Linked DNA regions of Homo sapiens: regions 2, 3 and 4 are each linked to region 1. Evidence: chromatin contacts called from ENCODE Hi-C or POLR2A ChIA-PET data. All regions are on one chromosome and are shown on one strand. Each heading gives the region's core, a stretch centred on a gene start or an enhancer-like site at or near the end of the contact. The rest is flanking DNA. Distances are from core to core; before and after follow the strand shown. Region 1 holds the start of ENTPD1 (ectonucleoside triphosphate diphosphohydrolase 1). Region 2 overlaps PIK3AP1 (phosphoinositide-3-kinase adaptor protein 1). Region 3 holds the start of DNTT (DNA nucleotidylexotransferase). Region 4 holds the start of BLNK (B cell linker).

Evidence for each region. A loop is a pair of places that touch in the nucleus more often than their neighbours do. ChIA-PET counts read pairs that join two places held with the same protein, here RNA polymerase II (POLR2A). Pooled maps may share reads with other maps.
Region 2: a pooled map shows a loop between it and region 1 (4-fold over the local background). The contact joins the enhancer-like site here to the promoter of ENTPD1 in region 1. A Hi-C loop is called at or near these places in 1 of 37 single-sample maps with no recorded cell type and 3 of 50 pooled maps. POLR2A ChIA-PET finds 5 or more read pairs at or near these places in 1 of 52 experiments (GM12878).
Region 3: POLR2A ChIA-PET joins it to region 1 with 16 read pairs in activated B cell. The contact joins the promoter of DNTT here to the promoter of ENTPD1 in region 1. A Hi-C loop is called at or near these places in 1 of 37 single-sample maps with no recorded cell type. POLR2A ChIA-PET finds 5 or more read pairs at or near these places in 2 of 52 experiments (WTC11 and activated B cell).
Region 4: a map of B cell shows a loop between it and region 1 (5-fold over the local background). The contact joins the promoter of BLNK here to the promoter of ENTPD1 in region 1. A Hi-C loop is called at or near these places in 2 of 168 maps with a recorded cell type or tissue (B cell and OCI-LY7), 19 of 37 single-sample maps with no recorded cell type and 6 of 50 pooled maps. POLR2A ChIA-PET finds 5 or more read pairs at or near these places in 1 of 52 experiments (GM12878).

Annotation. Positions count from the first base shown.
Region 1 is chr10:95,754,825-95,757,582 of GRCh38, reverse strand. It overlaps ENTPD1 (ectonucleoside triphosphate diphosphohydrolase 1), which reads right to left and starts at 1,420. Exons shown (of 10, transcript NM_001776.6): 1 at 1,328-1,420. The coding sequence starts at 1,343. ENTPD1-AS1 (ENTPD1 antisense RNA 1) reads left to right here. Exons shown (of 6, transcript NR_038444.1): 6 at 869-2,758. RefSeq lists a silencer at 170-229 and an enhancer at 1,560-1,859.
Region 2 is chr10:96,703,896-96,706,653 of GRCh38, reverse strand. The region is part of intron 2 of PIK3AP1 (phosphoinositide-3-kinase adaptor protein 1); the gene reads left to right. Among named protein-coding and RNA genes, the nearest start is that of PIK3AP1, 15 kb to the left of the region's middle. Within about 2 kb of position 1,358, at least 3 of the 41 ENCODE cell types and tissues checked have a DNase peak (open chromatin) inside an H3K27ac peak, as active enhancers do.
Region 3 is chr10:96,303,003-96,305,760 of GRCh38, reverse strand. DNTT (DNA nucleotidylexotransferase) reads right to left here and starts at 1,327. Exons shown (of 11, transcript NM_004088.4): 1 at 1,061-1,327. The coding sequence starts at 1,263.
Region 4 is chr10:96,270,198-96,272,955 of GRCh38, reverse strand. BLNK (B cell linker) reads left to right here and starts at 1,387. Exons shown (of 17, transcript NM_013314.4): 1 at 1,387-1,604. The coding sequence starts at 1,558. RefSeq lists enhancers at 233-332, 2,442-2,491, 2,522-2,641.

The DNA.
Region 1 (2,758 bases), core at 171-2,670:
AAAATGTATGTGAACTTGAGTGCAAAGTACAAATTCCTTCACAGACTTAAGATTTTACCAGTATCACTTCCCCAGTAGCTTCAAGGATTTGCAAACCTGAAATCCACAATGTCAGGGCACCAGAAAAAGCAGAGAAACAGTATTGGGGAGTGGAAAAGCCCACCAGCCCTGCCTCAGACCACCTCCATCCACACTCAGCCCTTACTAACTATGAGATCTCAAGGCAAGTTATCCTCTCAGTACCTCAATTATGCCATCTGGAAAATGGGAATGTCAATGATAGCACTTGTAAGGTTCATGTGACAAGTAAGTAGCACATGTAATATGCTAGGTATAGCTCCCAACACAGAATAAAGACTTAGTCAACATTAACAGCTATCATTATTGTAAGTATTAAGAAATATGTTGGCTACTCATGCTATTCTTCCATGTTCTATACGGTATAAGCATGTGGGAATGTTAGAAGTTAGAGATGATAAAGAAGGAGGAGAAGGAGGTTTACAACCCTATACTCCCTCACTGCTGCAGAGATTCTTCCTGGCTCTCACACGCTGGCAAGCAGCTGGCTCTCCGTCTTGGCAGAAAATGCCCAAAAGAGGTAAAAGATAGAGACTGCACACCATCTGTGCAAACCAGGCTGCTCTTGTAGTTTTTAGACAAAATCTAAATGTAGTCAGATGTGACCTGCCCTTTTAAGATAGAATTATTCTATTTCCTCCCTCTACCCGTCCCCGTCCCCCACTCTGTCCCCCACATAAAACTCCCCCACATATCTCAAGAAACTTTCAGCATTTTGAAAGACATACTCTGGGGTCCTGTTGTGACAGCCTTGTGCCACATTAACTTCTCTGTCTTGTTCCCAGCAAAGAAGCCTTTGCTAATTTCACAACAGGAAAGCATGCAAGAAATTCGAGAACAAAACAAATCTACACGCAGAGCCCAGCATCTTCAAGCAAACACCCTGAGGTACAGACCCGAGGCTAGATGAGTCCGGACTGCAGATGAGGCAGCTGCCTCTTAAACTGCAAGGGGACTGAAAAAGTCATTTGCCTCTAAAAAAACCAACTCTGAATACAAATTGATAATGAATATTCATGAGCCCCTCCAGCTTGCTCTAGAGCCACCCTTGACTGCAACCCTGGACTCTGCTTCCTAAAAAGTTTCCCAAAGCTCTTTCTCTGCCTCCTCTCAGAAGGAAGAGGGTGGGAAAGTTCATTCAGGGCTTTTTGCCTCCAGCTTTCAAGTACTTGCTTTTTGGTCTGGGCTTTTATTTTTCCTTCTATTTTTTTTTTCTTAAGGATTCAGATCAAATCAATTTTGGTCTTACCCTTTGTATCTTCCATAAGTAGCAGCTTTTGTTTTCCTCCTCTTTCCTCGTCTTTCCCCCCCCCAGCCTCTGCTTGCTGTGGTCCGTCTCCGTGAGAGAGGTCCTCAAGGAAACAGAGATATAACAGACCCTTGGGCTCGTGGGAGGGGCTAAATTAGCCGGCCCCGTTTCGGAAGGAACCTCAAACCCTGTCTTTTTCATTGACTAGAAAGGACAGATTGACTGAGGAGTCCAGCAGCTCATTTTCCTAAAGTTACTCGAAGCCTTTTCCAGGTTGTAATTTTTTGCATCCTTGAAGCAATGTATATTCAAATCTCTCTCTCTTTCTCCCTTCTTCCCTCTCTCCCTTACTCCCTCCCTCTTCATCTCTCTCTCCCTCTCTTCGTTATAGAAATCCCTTTTTCTCCCTTGAAAAAGTCATCTCAGCTGCAAGCAAAAAAAGCTATTCCTTACTGCAATTATGAAGCTAGATAATAAGAAAGTTGTTACCTTGAAACCCGCTCGAAAAACTGAAAGTCAAGAACAGTTCTTCCCTCCCCATAAAGCCTCTGGTCCCATGACCAGCAATCCTTTCTCAAGGCTCATTAGAGCAAAGAGCAACAGGTGACCCAAGCGATGAGTTTCCTGCAGGAGACGCTGCGTTATTGGTTGGAAGGCTGGGTGGAACCACAGAGGAGCTGCTCAATGGGAACCGCTGCCTGGCTATGAATTGATGAAAGTCATCCACCATTTCCCAACTTTGACTTCCTACCTTTGAAGTCTAATGAGCATGAATTACCACATCCAGACCGTCAAGATTACCCCAATGTAGATGAGAGCCTGACCAAATTATTTTTAAACTGTGTAACAAAATTATTTTGAAATCAAAACAAGGGCTAATCCTTTGAAAGGAAGGTAAGTCCTCAAGTCCCAAGGCGACTTGGCAGCTTCTCCCTCCACAAGGCTGTTGCAAACCTTAGCATTTCAGGTCTGAAAGATACCTCAGACATTGAGTCTAAAAGAGGTTAGAGATGTGGAGAGGTTAAGCCACCTGCTCATGCTCACATACATGGTCTCTCTTATTTGCTACCATGTTCCCCAGCACCTAATACAGTTTCTCTCACAGCATGGGCTCTCAATAAATATTTGATGAATGGTTGAAAAAAATGAATGAATTGCAGCAAAGCAGAAATGTAGATCTGTTTTCCTGTTTCCTAGTTCTTGATTTTTCTACATTGCTTGTCTGGCATGTAAATTTGTATCTAAAGCCAGTTATACCATATAAATCATTAAATTTGTGAGCCCGAAGGACTGTTTTGACTCTATGTAGAAACTATATTCTCCAGCGAGCTTTCAGTCATACTTTAATAAGGACAAAGGATAACCTTTTAGTTTAGGCATCTCTGTTACTTTGCACGGTGCCACATGGTATATACTCAATACATTTTTTAT
Region 2 (2,758 bases), core at 109-2,608, 950 kb before region 1:
TTTTGCCTCTTTGAGTTCCAGTTTCCTTTTCTGTAAGTGGCAGATTTAGACTTGATCTAAGACACTTCCCAAGGCTAAAAATCTGTGATTCACCTAGGCCAGAAAATCTTAAATATTTTTGAAGTATGACCTTCTTGCCACATTTCATACCTGCTTTGACTCCCAGGAAGCTTAGGGCTAGAACAGTATCTAAAGACAGTACTCTCCCTACACTACATTTCTGGGATAATTGTGTCCTTAGGTACATTCCCTATAACTTGTGATAACCCATCTTTTTAAAAAATACTCCTCTTGCATACATGAGGTTTTCCTAAGGTACCTCAAAATAAAAGCAAAAGCTAATATTTTCATATACGTTACTACACCAGCTGCCCAGTCCCATGAGAAATAAGTACATGAAACTTGTTTCTTTGACTTTCTCTGTTAAAAAAAAGAATCCCAATAAGAAATTGGCTGGGCATGGCCGGGAGCGGTGGCTCACGCCTGTAATCCCAGCCCTTTGGGAGGCCGAGGCGGGCGGATCACGAGGTCAGGAGTTTGAGACCATCCTGGCTAACACGGTGAAACCCTGTCTCTACTAAAAATACAAAAAATTAGTCGGGCGAGGTGGCGGGCGCCTGTAGTCCCAGCTACTCGGGAGGCTGAGGCAGGAGAATGGCGTGAACCTGGGAGGCGGAGCTTGCAGTGAGCCGAGATGGCACCACTGCACTCCAGCCTGAGTGACAGATCAAGACTCCATCTCAAAAAAAAAAAAAAAAAAAAAAAAAAACAACTGGCTGGGCATAGTGGCTTATGCCTGTAATCCCAGCACTTTGGGAGGCTGGAGCAGAAGGATTTCTGCTTTGAAGTTTGAGACCTGTCTGGACAACATGGCAAAACCCTGTCTCTACAAAAAATACAAAAATTAGCTGGGCATGGTGGTGTGTACCTGTTGTCCTAGCTACTTGGGAGGCTGAGGTGGGAGGATCACCTGAGCCTTGGAGGTTGAGGCTGCAGTGAGCTGTGACTGAGCCACTGCATTCCAGCCTGGGGATCAACAGAGTGACACCCTGTCTCAAAAAAAAAAAAAAAAAAGAAATGCAATGGAAAATTGATAATGGGGATGAATTAATAGTAGAGACAATAATTGTGGAGTTATTGATTGTAGGGCTATTGAAACTACAGGGAGACAAATTTTAGGAAAAACTTCCTAATTATTAGAGCTGTGTGAAGGTGGAATGGGTTGCCTTTGAAGGTGGTAAGTGCCACATCTCCAGGAGTAAGAGAGTAGATACTGCAGACGTGCTGTAAAGGGATTTAGCTTTGGGGCCAGGGTTGGGCCATGTGACCTTTACAGCCTTTTGATCATAACATTCCCTTACAAGAAGTTCCCCTTTTCACCAGGAACACATTTCTCTTCTGAATTCAATTTTCCTCCTTCACCTGGTATACCTGAGGTTTTTGACTCCCAACTGAAGAAATACTGGTCATGTTCCTACTCAGACCCCAGCAGTAAATAGCATGAAAAATACCTCACTTTATAATTTATGTAACCCTTTAAAATGGTAAAAGTCCCAGAATATTTACATGGCTATATGTCTATTTTTCTTAACTTTGAGATACCTTTTGATAAAAAGGACTATTTAATGAGATATTCACTAAGCCCATTTAAAATTTAGGCTAAATTTTAGACCATGTAAAGTTTAAAGTAAAGCTTAAAGATCAAAGAGAGTGGAGTGGGTAATAGAGTAGAGGAGGTTATTTTATTCTTGAAACTTAGATTACAGGTAGTCAATTATACTTTCTTTTGCTGCTATGCTAGCTAAACAATGCTTCTCAAATTTTAATGTGCACAGAAGGACCTGGGGATCTTGTAAATATGCATATACTGACTCCTTGGGTGGGGCCAAGATCCTGCATTTCTTTTTTTTTCTTTTTTCTTTTTTTTTTCTTTTTGAGATAGAGTCTCGCTCTGTCACCCAGGCTGGAATACAGTGGCGCAATCTCGGCTCACTGCTACCTCTGCCTCCCTGGGTTCGAGCAATTCTCCTGCCTCAGCCTCCCAAGTAGATGGAATTACAGGCATGCACCACCATGCCTGGCTGATTTTTGTATTTTTAGTAGTGATGGGGTTTCACCATGTTGGCCAGGCTGGTCTTGAACTCCTGACCTCAAGTGATCTGCCTGCCTCAGCCTCACAAAGTGTTGGGATTACAGGCGTGAGCCACCGCACCCAGCCAGATTCTGCATTTCTAACAAGCTCACAGGTGATGCTGATGCTGCTGGTCCAGGTACCACTGAGTACAAACAAGGGGTCTAAGCCACCTTTCTGTTGTCAGGTCAATGGTCATGTACCTCTGTCGCATGGGAAGTATTTTCTCTAATCTCCACTTCTCCGGAAATGGAGGCACCATCACATCAGGGCAGCTCCTGGACACCCATCAGTTAGATATAAAATTAGGCCAGTATTTGGTGCTTAGGCCATCAGACTTCAGGGTAGAGCTCCTGCGTTCTCTTCCTTTGCCCCTGCTCATAGATTCGGTGCGTTCACTCTGGCAGTTTTTAATCTTTCAGGTTTCTAGATGTTGGGATGGGGTGCTACTGAGATCACAATCTTTACTCTTTCTTCATTTAATAAGCCCCTTGATCAAAATTACTACTAAAATATGTTTTGGAGGTTTTATTTCCCACCCCACTCTCCAAATTTGTCAGCCACCTTAAAATTAAGCAGATGTTTTAATTGGAGTCTTCAGTGTGTTGGATCAGCCAGTTTATTTTC
Region 3 (2,758 bases), core at 78-2,577, 550 kb before region 1:
TTTTGAAATATGTCTCCTCAACACTTGGAAGCTGACATTTCTTCTGCATGACATGCTTGTCAGTTTTATTTTCAAATATCAAAGACTATTTATACAATCAAAATGTCCTTTCACATAAAATTTTTATAGTTTTGCCTGAAAATTTGTGGTCAATTTATTTCTTGCACAGTCAAAGCGGTCAACTGCATAAATCATTACTCCTTCATTGCAAGCCCCTTAACAGTTTAATCCAGAACCATCACTTATGTCAAGGTTCTAATACCATTTGTTTCTGGATTTTGCTTGTTTTCTCTTCATCTATTTGAGATCAGTGAAGAGCTTACACAGAAGTTAGAAAAACAACAAGAATAATTGCTGTTCAAGGTGAGTGGATTAGTGAGTGAACCAATCTAGGTGGTCCAAATGCTTCTATCGCCTCCTTGCCTGGGCTCTGATTACATCTCACTCAGTGTGATGTCTGTCATCCCTGGACAGAGCTGTCTTAACAGTGAATACATCTTTACCTAGCATCTCTCTTTCTAAGAACCCCACTAGGACCACTCTTTGGAAAAATGTGGTCAAGGCCACATCTGGGTGCCTGTGGTAAGCTGGCTAGTCATCCTCGCCCACCACAGATGCTAGCTGCCTTAGCACGCCCAGATGTATAGGTAAGAACCAAGCAACCAAATCATCTTTCTGCATCAAAGTAGCCAAAACTTTTTTGTTGAACCCAGTGATACTTTGTTCAAATTGGTCAAGAATAGAATTGAGTGGTTCAGCATTAAATTTTCCAATTAGTGTTCTGCTTATCATCCCTAAATAACACATCTCATAGGAGTGAAAAGCAAAAAACAAAAAATTTATCTCATCTTTTGGTGTCAACTAGTTTCAATATAATTGTATTCAGTCCCCACTTATCTCGTTTTCCTTAACTAGTTGTTCTTTGATTTCAAATCTGCTGTTCTCCCAGTGGGAAGATCACCTCTTCCACATGTGGAAGAAAACACAGGTTCCTTGGGTTCCCAAGAAGCTGTTCACAAAGCCTCTGCTTATTTACAAAGCAAGATCGATGCTGTCCTACCTGAGCTCATTTTCAACCCTGAACCCTTTCCTGCGGGCCAGCTCCATGAGGAACGCTCTGCGGGTGGTTCCCATTTTCTTCTCCAAAATGAAGACGACCAAATCTTGAAATTTGATGTCTTGAGGAGAGGAGGCCATCAAGGCACCCGTCTGCCGGGGTCTCTTCTTCCGAGGGCTCAAGTGGGACGCTCGTGGTGGATCCATGGGAAGAGGCTGCTGCTGCCTCTGGCTGGCCCATCTGGTGGTGTCTCCAGAAGGGAGGGAGACTGCCACCCTCCTACACGAAGGGTTTTGATGTCATCTCACCAGCAGACTCTGAAGCCAGGCCAGGGCTTCACAGGTGCTGCCCTGGCAACAGCTTCCTGCCAAAGTGTGATGGGGAATTTTTATCTCTGTTCAGTTCATTTGTCCAATATGGAGATCATAATGAAGACAGTCAATTAACTTTTGTTTTCATACGCACAATCTCATTAGCTCCTCAGAGTAACCTCGTGAGGAAGGTAGGGAAGCATCATTGTTTGCATGTTATTTATTTCTAAATGTACTGAGGCCCTTCTGTGGTCTTTATTTATTGATCCCCTTTAAACCTCCCAACTCACTTGCATTCTCCTCCTTTTGTAGACAATCATTACACTGTACTGGATGTCTGTTATTTGCATGGGTGTTATATTCTGCTTGTGGTTGTTTTGACTTTACATAAATGGCATTGTTACATTTCTCATTTTGCCAATCACCTTTTTATTTCACTTGGAACTATGTTTTCCAGATCCGTATTCTAATTGCTCTGTTGCTTCTAACTGCTCCATAGTATTTCATGGTGGGTATTACCACCTGTTCACTTACATAGGTACATTTTATAAGCAAGAGAACCAAGGCTCAGTTATTCAAGATCACAGAATAAGGGGCCAAGCCATATCTTGAATTCAGTTCTTTGGATTCCAAATGCTGTATGCATATATTAGTTTTTTAAGTGGATTAAGGTTGTCCAGAGAGTAGTCTGTTATAAACCCTAAAATAGGTCTTCTTCAGTGGGATGGTATGACTTTTAGATGATAACCACTGCCATAAGGAGACATTTTCATAACTTTATGTGCAAAATTAAATTTGTCTTTCACCAATACACTCTATAGATCTCATTTCCTGAGCAGCTACTACACGGCCAAGGCAAGCACCTACCAGCCTTAGCTGACAGGATCCTCACAATACCACTGTCAGGTGGTCCTACCTTTCTCATTTGGCTAAACAATTTGCCCAAGGTCACAGAGCTACTGAATTTTCACAACTGAGAAATGATTGAGCTAGGATTTGGACTCAGATCTGTCTGATTTTAAAAGACTACTCTTAACCACCAAGGAGCCTTCCTCTGTATTGTCTTCTCCAATAACCAATCTGAGCTCTGCTCACCCTTTGTCCTTTTTTTTTTTTTTGGAGATGGAGTTTCGCTCTTATTGCCCAGGCTAGAGTGCAGTGACACAATCTCAGCTCACTGCAACCTCCACCTCCTGGGTTCAAGCGATCCTGCTACCTCAGCCTCCTGAATAGCTGGGATTACAGGCGCACGCCACCACGCCTGGCTAATTTTTGTATTTTTAGTAGAGATGGGGTTTCACCATGTTGGTCAGGCTGGTCTTGAACTCCTGACCTCAGGTGATCGGCCCACCTCGGCCTCTCAGAGTGCTGGGATTACAGGTGTGAGCCA
Region 4 (2,758 bases), core at 138-2,637, 520 kb before region 1:
GTTTCCACCTCTACCACTGCCGCTGTTCCTTCTCCCCCTCCTCCTCTGTCTCCTCCTCCTCCGCTTCTTCTTCCTCCTCCTCCTCCGCTTCTTCCTCCTCCTCCTCCTCCTCTTCCTCCACCTCCTTCTCCTCTTCTGTCTTCTCCTCTTTCCCCACTGTCTTCAGCCAGATCTTGGGTCTGCAACAGGAGAGGTAACTGAGAGCTCTTTACTTTGTCCTGCTGTGTATTCTGACCCAGGAGAAGACTGGTTCCCTTGATAAATGTTGGAAACGTGTACTTTATTCCACAAGGGTGAGCAGGGCATTCTCAATGGCTGCAGAAAAGTGTGTCCAGGTACAAAAGGTCACTTCCCTCCCATTTTCTTCCTCCTTGACCCTGGACTGCGGGCTGCTCTTTAAACAACAGGTAAATCAGCATTTTTCAGATTAGGCAGAAGGAAATATAAAGTCTTCCAGGAGGGAAGTAGAGTTCTCTGAATAGGTTCAGCCCCTACAGGTATGGCTCCCTCCTCCCAGCCTCACCCCACCTGTCTGACCTTGAGATGGCCTCGTGTCTGGCGTGTCACTGGGTGTGATGAGCAAGTGGTGGACAGGACAGAAAGAGGCAAATGCAAGGAGGGGAATGGCATTCTGCTTTTAGGACTTCAGAATGGCCTGATGTAGGAATTGCATTGTTGTGAAACTGTTAGATTTGTTCTCATCTGACTTTTGGGTACATCCTGGTTTGTTTGAAAGCATCTGGCTATCGGCGAGGTAACTCCTGACTCTATCAGGCAATAAGGAGGCTGCACATCTGACGATAGAGTTCATCTCCCCTTTCCTGAGTCATCCATCCCTACCCCCAGATGAACAGAGAATTGCCCATCCCATTTTAAATAGAGCTCCAGAAAAAGAGATACTCTAATTCTCTGAGTAAACTGTTACCACCATGCCACTGACAACCTGATATTTATTTTTAAACGTATTGCCCGCATCGGGGGGTAGGAAAAAGCACAAAAATGCCATTTTTATATAATGGTTCTATAAGTAGAAAAAGCTTATCCATAACTTTATGCAAATAAGCAGAAAGTCTCCAAGAGAGGTTCAGATGGACTTGATTACTCTGCTTTTCCTTGAGCCCAGGAAGTTCCCAGTTATAGCATGCACCTGCTGGAAACAGACTATATGTGTTTGGGACAAACAGGAAGTAGTGACCAGCCAGAAACTTGTCCTAACCTGGTTACAAATCTGATTGTAAAAGAAAGCAGCTGGAAAGAAATTTGCCTGCCCAATAGGTTTCATTATTAAAGTTTACACAAAGTGGAGTAATCACCAAGCTGGCTGGCTATCCAGATCACATGATTATGTAGAAACATGAAACTTGACTATGTGCTCGGGCAAGTTTTACTTCTCCCTAGAGCAGGGGTGTTTGCCAGCAGCCTGCACTCTCAGAAATCAGACTTGAGTGGCCGGAACCCTTGAGACCAGAGGCTTACCATGCTGCTCCCTAGGAGGGCCAGGAACTGCTGACGTGACCACTGGACAGTTATTCGTGTCTCTTACAATTACCAAACAGAATGGACAAGCTTAATAAAATAACCGTCCCCGCCAGTCAGAAGTTGAGGTAAGATTTTCCCCACCCAATACCCTTCTTCATCTCCTTTTTTTCCCCCCAGTGCTCTTATGGCATCTCAGAAATACTGAAATCCTGGAATGCTTTGCTAGTTTCCAGTGGGTGGCACTTACTATAGGGAAGTGGACTGAGCTTTTAGGGAAAGCATTGGGTGGCACTTGCTATAGGGAAGTGAACTGAGTTCTTAAAGAAATGTGTAGGAACAAGAGAGACTTGCTTTAGCTGCCTCTTACAATAAAGTGTAAAGCTCTGGAAAGATAATAAAACAAATGCCAAGGGCTTAGATTCTACTGAAGGTCAACTTTTAGAATCTGAATGCAACCAACTTTTCTAAGGAAGGGTTTCTCTAAACTGAGTCCTCACCCATTTTATTGCAGGTTACTATTTAATTTTAAGGATAGCTGTAATCATTTGTTATTCATTGTTTTATTGTCTCATTTATTTTGTGGGTGTATATGACAAGTGTGTTTGGGGGGATTAGATCTGTCTTTCCAATGCCCTCATGTCAATGTAACAATATCCATAACAAGCCTCTCAAAAAGAATAAACCAGAAGCGGCCCCATGGGCGTGAGTCAAGGAGCTATGGAAAAGACAACTTCCCCAAATTTTGCTTTTGAAGGTCTTCTTTTTGTCTCATTGTAATGGCATCATGGCTTTCAGAGACTGGAACTTTTAAAGTTCTGGGAGTGCAGTTTTTTTTTCACATTTTTTAACAGTTTTTTTTTTTTATTATACTTTTAAGTTCTGGGGTACATGTGCAGAAGGTGCAGGTTTGTTACATAGGTATACACATCCCATGGTGGTTTGCTGCACCCATCGACCTGTCATCTACATTAGGTATTTCTCCTAATTCTCTCCCTCCCCTAGTCCCCCACCTTGACAGGCCCCGGTGTGTGATGTTCCCCTCTGTTCAGGGAGTGTTTTCTATTCTGACTACATATTAGAACTTAGCCAAATGTTCAGGGGGTGATGTGACACATGTAGCAGACAAGTAATCACAGATAACAATGAGCCAGAGAATTGAAGCTTTTGAGACAATATTTAAGAGAAAGTCTGGATTGGCAGAGGGACAACCCTTCACAGTAGAATACAGGTCTTATGCCTAGGAGGTGCTTGGTAAAAGGTAATGTGAAATGCATCAATG